Linked DNA regions of Homo sapiens: region 1 is linked to region 2. A link is an interaction called in ENCODE POLR2A ChIA-PET data of the cell type or tissue named here. Cell type or tissue: IMR-90. All regions are shown on one strand. Links, peaks and the distances in the headings refer to the core of each region. The heading gives the core; the rest is flanking DNA. Region 1 overlaps ALS2 (alsin Rho guanine nucleotide exchange factor ALS2). Region 2 overlaps CATSPERT (catsper channel auxiliary subunit tau).

Region 1 (5,836 bases), core at 1,837-5,836, 120 kb before region 2:
ACTTTTTGAAACTGAAGCTCTACCTTGGATTCTGTATTCAATTTTAATATGAAAAATGCTCCTTTTCTCCCACTCCATTATTTTGTAGTTATGTAGTAACGAGTTCTGGATTATTGCTTCCTGTGCTGCTACCTCGGCTCTACCCACCGCTGTTTATGCTTTATGCTTTGGATAATGATCGCGAGGAAGACATTTACTGGGAATGTGTCCTTCGACTAAATAAGCAGCCAGATATTGCTCTCCTGGGCTTTCTTGGGGTGCAGAGGTAAGTGTAGTAGTTACAAGCGCAACCAAATGGTTTTAATTTAAAATGCAAACTGCATTATTGGAAATTTGGCACTTTGATATCTAATTATATATATGGCTTGTAATTATTTTTTGCATATGTCTTCTTTAACAAAATAGTGATAGTTAATAATCTTTATTTCTGAGAATATTTGGAGATGAGTATGAAACCTGCTGATTCTTTGGAATGTGTTTTTTATTATGTTTTCATATATATAGTAATATATATTTATTATATATTAGTAATGTATTTTATATATTATGTATAGTTATATATATATATATATATAAAGTGTGAGCTATTTTGCCTGGTATTTTATAGCTCTTTAGAGCAGAATACATATCTTTGGCATTCTTCCTTCTCTTCTTTTCTCTCCTCCCTCTCCATTTGCAATTTTTAAGTTAAAGGTTTTGAAGTGTTTTTTTTTTTTTCTTTTTTTGAAAGAGAGTTTCACTCTGTCATGCAGGCAGGAGTGCGATGGTGCAATCTCAGCTCACTGCAACCTCCACCTCCCAAGTTCAAGCAATTCTCATGCCCCACCCTCCCAAGTAGCTGGGATTACAGGCGCACGGCACCATGCTCAGCTAATTTTTGTATTTTTAGTATAGATGGAGTTTTGCCATGTTGGCCAGGCTGGTCTCGAACTCTTTGCCTCAAGTGATCTGCTCGCCTCGGCCTCCCAACGTGCTGGGATTACAGGTGTGAGCCACTGTGCCCAGCCCTGCTGTTTTTATTAGAAGGTATTATTGCTTGCTATCCAGGGAATACTAAATTATTATGTTTTCTTTCTAGGGCAGTGATAAAGCTGATTCCACCTCCCCAATCTCTATTTGTGCTACCAGGAAAAGTGAATAAGCCTCAATTTTTTTTTTTTTTGAGACGGAGTCTTGCTTTGTTGCCCTGGCTGGAGTGCAGTGGCACCATCTTGGCTAGCTGCAACCTCCACCTCCCAGGTTCAAGTGATTCTCGTGCCTCAGCCTCCCAGCTAGCTGGGATTACAGGCCTGTGTCAACGCACCCAGCTAATTTTTATATTTTCTTATTTTTGTGCTTTTTTTTTATTTTGTGCTTTAATTGTTTTCAGTGGAATAATTCAGTAGTAGAAATGAGATAAAACTGAGTGAAGGAAAAATATTTGGTAATATCTGTAACGTGTAGGTTATTGGGATATAGAATGACAAATCCCTTAGGGAGATGATAAAAACTCTTAAATCACTTCTGGAATGTTTATAAAAACTTAACCTATTGTGGAGCAGTTCTTTTTAATGGGGACAAGGAAGCCAATATAGCTGTCAACTATTTTTATGGGATTTTGTTTACCATAAGTAACAACTTATATTAATAATTTATGGATTCCATTATAGGAAATTTTGGCCAGCAACCTTGTCAATCCTTGGAGAGAGTAAAAAGGTATAGTAGATTTTCTTTTCCTCAGCAAATATGCTTTTCTCTAATGGGAAGGATTTGAGATAGCAAAACTTTTTCATTTTACTTTGATAGAACAGTACCCAAGCTTGTGTTTGCATCTGTTATTACCAAAGACCTGCACTCTGACATCAGTATCATTTATTTCTGTTGTTGCAGAAAATAGTTTTCCTCCTTGACCTTCACTCTCTTTTTTGCAGGTTTTGCCAACCACGAAAGATGCTTGTTTTGCCTCAGCAGTAGAATGTCTGCAGCAGATCAGGTAATCTCTGATTTGTTGAAAAGCCATACAAATCAAAGTAGTGCTTGGTCTATTAAGATATTATTAATATGATCTTATCTTTACCTAAGCCTTAAGCATCCCCATTCTATATGCTGATGGTGTCAAACTCAATCTGGAAATCAGAAATCAGAATGAGACCCTTGGGTTATCTTTTACTCTAAAATGACCTTGCATTTTCAAAAGTAGGAGAGAGCCAAGCCAGAAATTTATCCATATAATCACATCTTTAGCCAATTGGAAATTAACCAAATTTCTCATTCAGAAAAGAGCATATATTAGGAGAATGAGATTTCACGTGGGTAAAAGGAAACAATATATGAATCGTAGACAGTTGGAGGCTACTTTTCTCATAGCACCATGGGAGTACAAAGTCATCCTTTCCAACGACTCATAATGCCTAAGTGTCCGGGTTAAGGCATGTGAATCCCAGGAGGGAATATTGTCAAAAAAGCACGATCAAATGGCTTTATTAAGAAAATTATAGGATGTCTTTTTGTCATTGTTTCTGTAACAGCACAACATTTACCCCATCAGACAAACTTAAGGTCATCCAGCAGACTTTTGAGGAGATCTCTCAGAGTGTCCTGGCGTCACTCCACGAAGACTTCTTGTGGTCCATGGATGACTTGTTTCCTGTTTTCTTATATGTGGTGCTACGGGCCAGGTAACTGTTTTATGACTTTGTTATTAGTGAGTCGTTATTTTTAAAAGTCTGCTGCTTGCATTTTCTGAACTGACAGCAGGAGTACGCTCTTCCACTAGAAAAAAATCGATTAACCCATTCCACTGTGACATTACCCTTTTATTGAGCTGTTCTTTCTTTTTCCCATCAACTAGATTCAAAAGGAGAATGGACATGTAAGTGAAAATAACTCAGCATCTTTTTCTCTCTGGGGCAGGATTAGGAATTTAGGCTCTGAGGTACACCTCATTGAGGATCTAATGGACCCCTATCTTCAGCATGGGGAACAGGGTATAATGTTCACCACCTTGAAGGTGAGTATAGTTATTATTTAATACTTTCTTATCTTCATATCTGTCTTTCATTTACCATATTATAAATGCCATTAACCACTTTTTTTGTATAAAAGTTTAATGCAAACCTTAAATGCCTTTAGAGCACATTTTGTTCTACACTTTAAAACATTATATAGTATATTAAAGTAGGATAAGCCAGTTGTTCCTCAAAATACTAAAGCAAATTCTTCATTATCTAATCCTCCTTGTAAATTGATCAAACTGTTATAAATGTTTACATTTATATAAATAATTGTAATTCTAAAAAAGAAACAGAAAGGATTCTTAGTGTCCAAGAAAGTTTCCAACAGGAGTGCTATTCAATGGAACAGGGTAAAACACAGAAGGCAGTATGTAAATAATGAATTTGAATTCCATCTTCTTTCTTTGCCTTGTATTTACTGTAACCAATAGATTACAAATGAGCTTCTTTGATCTGGGTGGCCTGGAGAGATTGTTAGAAGTCATTTGTTTCCTGCCTTGATTTTTCTTGGAATTTGGAAGAATCACTCTAAAGTTTATTGAAAAAACAGCAGATAGAAAGTGCAAAAACACTTGTGAAAAATGAGAAAGAATAGACCTACTCTTCCAGTTAGTAAAATTTATAAAATTACAATAATGAAGATAAAATAGTATGTGACTGTCACAGGAATACACAATTACCTAAATAGAAAGGATAGCTCCCATATAAACACATCATAATAAAAACTTCACATGAAAGTGGAAACACCAAACCAAAATGGAAAAGAGGAATTATTTAACAAATGGTAAAACAAAGTATTGGATAGCTTATTAGCAGTTTTGGAGGGAGGGTAGAATAGCAAATTATATAGATGCTTTGGGGTTTAAATATAGAGAAAGGAAGAGAGAAGGAAAGACAGGTAAATTAAAATAAGAAAAATAATTAGAATTCAATGTCAGGTTTCTGGCCTAGGTTAACTATTTAAACTTTTCAACTAAAATACCATTAATGCTTCTTTTTTTTGAGACAGAGTCTCACTCTGTCGCCCAGGCTGGAGTGCAGTGGTGCAATCTCGACTCACTGCAACCTCCACTTCCCAGGTTCAAGTGATTCTGCTGCCTCAGCCTCCCAAGTAGTTGGGATTACAAGTGCCTGCCACCACACCTGGCTAATTTTTGTATTTTTATTAGAGATGGGGTTTCACCAGGTTGGCCAGGCTGGTCACGAACTCCTGACCTCAGATGATCCACCCGCCTTGGCCTCCCAAAACGCTGGGATTACAGGCGTGAGCCACTGCACCTGGCCTACCATTAACACTTCTATTAAATAAACTGAAAAGGGGGAGAAACTGGGGAAAATATTGGCCACAGATGACTTAGATTATTAGTGTTTATGTTATTTGAAGAGTATCTCTAAACAGATCACCAAAGAAGAAACTGAACTAGTAAGTTTACATGTAGAAAAATACTCAACCTCACTGAAAATCGTAGTACTGCAGATTTAAATAAGGTACCATTTTGTGCTGTTAAATTATCAAGAATATTTTAAAATTACTGATGGGGTTATAGTGAAGTCATTATTATTCCCACATTGCTGATAATGGGGTAAGTAGCCATTACCCTTTTGGAAAGCAATTGTTACTAACATAGATATCAACAACATCAAAAAATGTGGAGTTTGACTCAATGGTTCTACTCCTGGGGATTTATCCTAAGAAACTAAAGAATGGAAAATGTTACATGTTATCTGGATGTGTTATTCATTGGGGTATGAGTAATTCCCATACCTGGAAACTCATAATTCAGGGTGCTTCTTAAAAATGCATTCTTGGAAGTTATGACTCCCCAGGTCTGCAATGATGCTTAATCTGTATATTTATTAATCATACTAGGTGATTCTAATTAGAGTTGTACCTTTTAATGATTGGTATACTCTAAATGTCCAATCAGTAATGGCAAATTGTGGTGTCTCTGCATGTGAAGAATATTAGCTAGCTTGTAAAAAAACTTTGTTTTAGAATAAGACGGGAAATGAAAAAATTTTGTCTATACTAATTACAAGTAGGCAAAAGACAGCCACTAGATAGGGGAACTAGAAGGGAACAGGGAAAAGTGAAATCAATTAAATCTGTTGGGCCATCAGCTGAATTTGTTCATAAGGGATTTTGTTTCTTTAGTCCCATATGCATTGCTCTCTTTATGTAATTTCTTTAAAAGTGAATTTGAAATTATTTTGAACTTTTCTTCCAGGCATGTTACTACCAGATTCAGCGTGAGAAGCTTAACTAGGCTGCATAACAGCTTGAAAACTGGATTATCTACTACAGAGTGTTATAACACCATCTGGAGTCTTCCTGTAGTGGCAAAAAAGAACAGTGTTGAAATTGGAAAGGACTTTGTGTTATTTAGGTTGTTAGAATGAGCCTTACCAATAATAAGAGCCCTGAGCCCAGAAAAAAGGACTGTATAGTTTAAAGGGAGGATTGAAAGGGAGGTAAAAAATCAGATTAGACCAGTTCTTGGCCTATGATAAGTTCCAAAAATACCATTTATCTACTATTTGAAAAAAGAAGAGGATATCCCTTCCTACAGTAAAGGGTATGTCAGCTACATGAAGTTGTAAGAAAAGCTTCCAGTAGAGCTTCTTATATTAAAGAAGTTGATGGATATTTTTGAATTTCTGGTTTGCCTGAATCCACCTGCAGTTACCCCGATCCGTTTGCAAGAACCAGATCGTACTTGAAACTATAGTGGCCACACTCTGCCTTCCTGAGTCCCTTCCAGTCATGTGTGCATCATGTCTCTTTGCCAAGGGAGGGGAGAAAGGAACTTTTAAACTGCAGTTTTAACTTTTTCTAAGCTGTT
Region 2 (4,000 bases), core at 1-4,000:
ATGCTTCTTTTCTTATATATTTTGATATTGAGGTTCCCAGACGTTATGATGATAAGCGGAATAATATTTTATTGGAACTCATACAATATGACAATAGAGAAAAACGTGCTTTCTTGTTAGGGAGTGTTCAGATACATCTTTATGAGGTAATTCAGGTATGTATAAAATGATTTTTTTCACCTTGGTATCACGTTGCCAGTTGGTTGTCCAGTTTGTTGTGATTTATTATACTTGATGGGCTTTTTTTGTTTATTATCTGCCTTCAAATTCATGTGTTTAAGAAATAAAATCTCCTTTTGGCTATATATTTTTTAAAAGAGTTGGCTTATAATAGCATAATGTTTCTAAAAATTTATTTTCCAGCCTGTAATCCCAGCACTTTGGGAGGCCGAGGTGGGCAGATCAACTGAGGTCGGGAGTTCGAGACCAGCCTGACCAACATGGAGAAACCCCATCTCTACTAAAAATACAAAATTAGCTGGACATGGTGGCCCATGCCTGTAATCCCAGCTACCTGGGAGGCTGAGGCAGGAGAATTGCTTGAACCTGGGAGGTGGAGGTTGTGGTGAGCCAAGATTGCACCATTGCACTCCAGCCTGGGCAACAAGAGCAATACTCCGTCTGGAAAAAAAATATTTTCCAGAATATGTATGTGTATATATATATATATATATATATATATATATATATATATATATATACACACATTTTTTTCCAGAATATTTTATATATATATATATATATATATATATATATATATATATATATATATTCCGGAATGTGTGTGTGTATACATATATATATATATATATATATGAAATTAAGTAACCAAAAAACCCACACTTACACTTTTAGGTTGTATCACTAACTAACTTTCTGGAAAATAAATTTTCTTGGCCCACTGCAACATTTGCCTCCCTGGCTCAAGGGATTCTCCTGCCTCAGCCTCCCCACTATCTGGGACTACAGGTACATGCCACTGCACCAGACTGCTTTTTGTGTTTTTAGTAGAGACAGGGTTTTGCTGTGTTGCCCAGGCTGGTCTCGTACTCCTGAGTTCAAATAATCTGCCCGCCTCAGCCTCCCAAAGTGTTGGGATTACAGGCCTGAGCCACTGTGCCTGGCTATTTAAATTTGCAAATAAAAGTTGCATATATTTATCGTGTACAGAATGATGTTTTGAAATATGTATACATTGTAGAATGGCTAAATAAAGTTAAACATGTTTTATTATGTTTCTGAAATGTCTTAAGACATGACTGAAGCTGCAAACTCTGTCTCTTAGTTGGCAATACAAATTTTGGTTTAGTTCTTTCATCCTTAGCTGGGCTGCTTACAGACTTCCTTGTGCATGTGTCTTTTAGAGGTTAGCCAAAGATTTGGGCAGAGTTTATATACAGATTTTATGGTTGCTTCCCTCTTGTTTTCTCCTTTCTAGGAGTCCTTTTCACTTTCCGGCAGCTCATTTTGTGGTTGTGTTGAACTCAGAGTCAAGAACTTACTGATTGGTGAATAAGTATAAACAATCTAAAGTATTTTCAGGAATGTTTTTTGTTACATACAGCAAGGAAGTCTTCAAAGACTAATGGGGTTATGTCAACAGCCAGATTGCAGGGACTCCTATTGCCCAACTTCAGAATAACTTGAACATAGATTATTGCAACATTCTGAATAAAGGAAAATTCGTGACTCCTTGGTGATCTTCAAAAAAGAGAAGAAAAGATGTGGCATAGGAAGAAAAAGGAAAATTTTAAAACAAAAGAATACCAGTTTATGAATGTAGAAGTAATGAAAGAATTACAAATTATTGTTTTTGCAACTCTTTGTAATGAATAATGATTAATTCAGTCAATATTTAGCAATGGCACTAAAAACCATTAGGTAAAAGTTTATTGGGAAGCAAGATATTTGCATGGTGCCGTAGTAACAGCGCAGGGGAAATGTTACTCTACAATAGACAGATGTGGTAGTTGCCACTTTAACCAAGAGCTCGAATTTAGCATAATGAATTGTGGATAACTTAACATCATGTACTTCCTGTAGTGATACAATGTGAAGTACACAGTATTATCTATGACTTATCGTCATCAAAAATGTTTAACCTGGCTGGGTGCAGTGGCTCAGGCCTGTAATCCTAGCACTTTAGGAGACTAAGGTGGGAGAGTTGTTGAGGCCAGTAGTTGGAGACCAGTCTGGCAACATAGCAAGACCCTGTCTCTACACACATAGAATTAGCCAGGTGTGGTGGCATGTGCCTGTAGTCCAAGTGACTTGGGAGGTTGAGGCAGAAGGGTCGATTGAGCCCAGGAGTTCGAGACTGCAGTGAGCTATGATCGTGCTACTGCACTCCAGCCTGGGTGACAGAGCAAGACCCTGTCTCAAAAAAAAAAAAAAAAGAAAAAGAAAGAAGTGTAACCCAAATCTAATCAAGCTGAGTGTAGAACTAACTTCAAGTTTACGGGAATTTAGTGAGTAGGGGAAAATGTTAAACAATACCTTAAGATAAGTACAGAAATGGGACATACCAGTGTAGATTCTTTAAATAGCTTTGGTCATTAAAAAAAAAACCAAAACGCACCAAAGATGGAAGGAACTATTCTAGATTTAAAGAGATACAACACATTTGACTGAATACAGATTCGAAAAAGTTGTAAAAGACTCTTGGGAGCCAGGCTTGGTGGTTCACACCTGTAATTCCAGGACTTTGGGAGGCTGAGGGAGGTGGATTGCTTTAGCCCAGGAGTTTGAGACCAGCCTGGGGAACATGGTGAAACCCTTTCTCTAAAAACAAAACAAAACAGCAAAACAAAAACAAAACCCACAAAAAAACACCCACAAAAAATTAGCCAGGCATGGTGACACCTGCCTGTAGTACCAGCTGCATGGGGGGCTGAGGCAGGAAAATCACCTGAGCCCAGTGAGGTCGAGGCTGCAGTGAGCCATGATTGCACCACTGCACCCCAGCCTGGGCAACAGAGTGAGACCCTGTCTCAAAAAATAAAACATAAACATAAATAAAAGACATTCTTGGGACAATTAGGAAAATTTAATAAATATTTACTGAATATTAGAAAAAATTCTAGAATTGTTAATTTTCTTGGGTATAATACTGATATTGTGGATATATATGTATGAATTTTCTTATTTTTACAGTATCCAAGGTAAACATTGGGAGTGAAGAGTAATGATGATTGCAACTTATAAATAGATCAGCAAACATATCTATACACACACAGAGATTTTAAAAAATGGCATACTGTTAAATCAGATAAATTTCTAATACATAGAAAGAGATGAAGAAGGATAAACATATGGAGTAATGAATAAGTGTAAGCAACCAGAGATTCTCAAAAATATTTTGGGAGAAGATCTTTGGAAATGACTAAAGTTCCTTTGACTGTATGGCAATTTAGGCATCAAAAAATGTGACATTACTTATTAGTTAATTTTTGTTGAAGAAAATGTAGAAGCTTAGATACTTAGACTAGAAGCATATATGCAAACTTTTCAATATTTATTTTTATAAGATCATGAATAATATGCTAATATTTTAAAATACAAAGGTAAATTTTTTAAAATTCAGAAATCACCCATCATTCCACAATTCTAATATAACATTTCATTGTTCAGAGTTTCTTTCCAATTCATTCTTATAAACATAAACAGAAAAATAGAAAATATAAAAAGACCCAAATACATATTCTGGAACTGAAAAGTAAAATATCTGAAATTAAAAATTTGCTGAATGGGCTCAACAGCAGAATGGAGGTGCTAGAGGTTTTCTTATTACTTCCGTTAAAATTTGTGTGACTATTTAAAGTAAAAATTATAACATGATCTGTGCGGTTTATAATGTTTGGAGAGGTAATGCATATGACAACCACAGCATATAGCATAGGGAGAAGATGAGGTCTAAAGGACTTTTATAATGCAAGGTTTTTGCATTTTCTCTGTTTTATTATAATAAAAATAGAGTTCAAGTCTTTATGTTGCTGCTTGA

What was found. Peaks named below come from ENCODE experiments on the same cell type or tissue, not always from the same donor. Only the 100,000 strongest peaks of a DNase experiment are listed, where the experiment ranks them.
Region 1: POLR2A ChIA-PET joins it to region 2 with 8 read pairs; 2 of 35 experiments call an interaction of 5 or more read pairs at or near these places.

What each region holds. Positions count from the first base shown.
Region 1 is chr2:201,701,275-201,707,110 of GRCh38, reverse strand. ALS2 (alsin Rho guanine nucleotide exchange factor ALS2) reads left to right here. Exons shown (of 34, transcript NM_020919.4): 29 at 89-265; 30 at 1,650-1,695; 31 at 1,911-1,972; 32 at 2,508-2,657; 33 at 2,893-2,989; 34 at 5,222-5,836. The coding sequence ends at 5,260. Among named protein-coding and RNA genes, the nearest start is that of MPP4, 5.5 kb to the right of the region's middle. In IMR-90, for the core only: no CTCF peak of the experiment used is centred there; no DNase peak of the experiment used is centred there.
Region 2 is chr2:201,578,250-201,582,249 of GRCh38, reverse strand. It overlaps CATSPERT (catsper channel auxiliary subunit tau), which reads left to right. Exons shown (of 16, transcript NM_001168221.2): 5 at 33-155. Among named protein-coding and RNA genes, the nearest start is that of CATSPERT, 39 kb to the left of the region's middle. In IMR-90, for the core only: no CTCF peak of the experiment used is centred there; a DNase peak (open chromatin) is centred at 1,559; H3K27ac peaks cover 1,689 bases.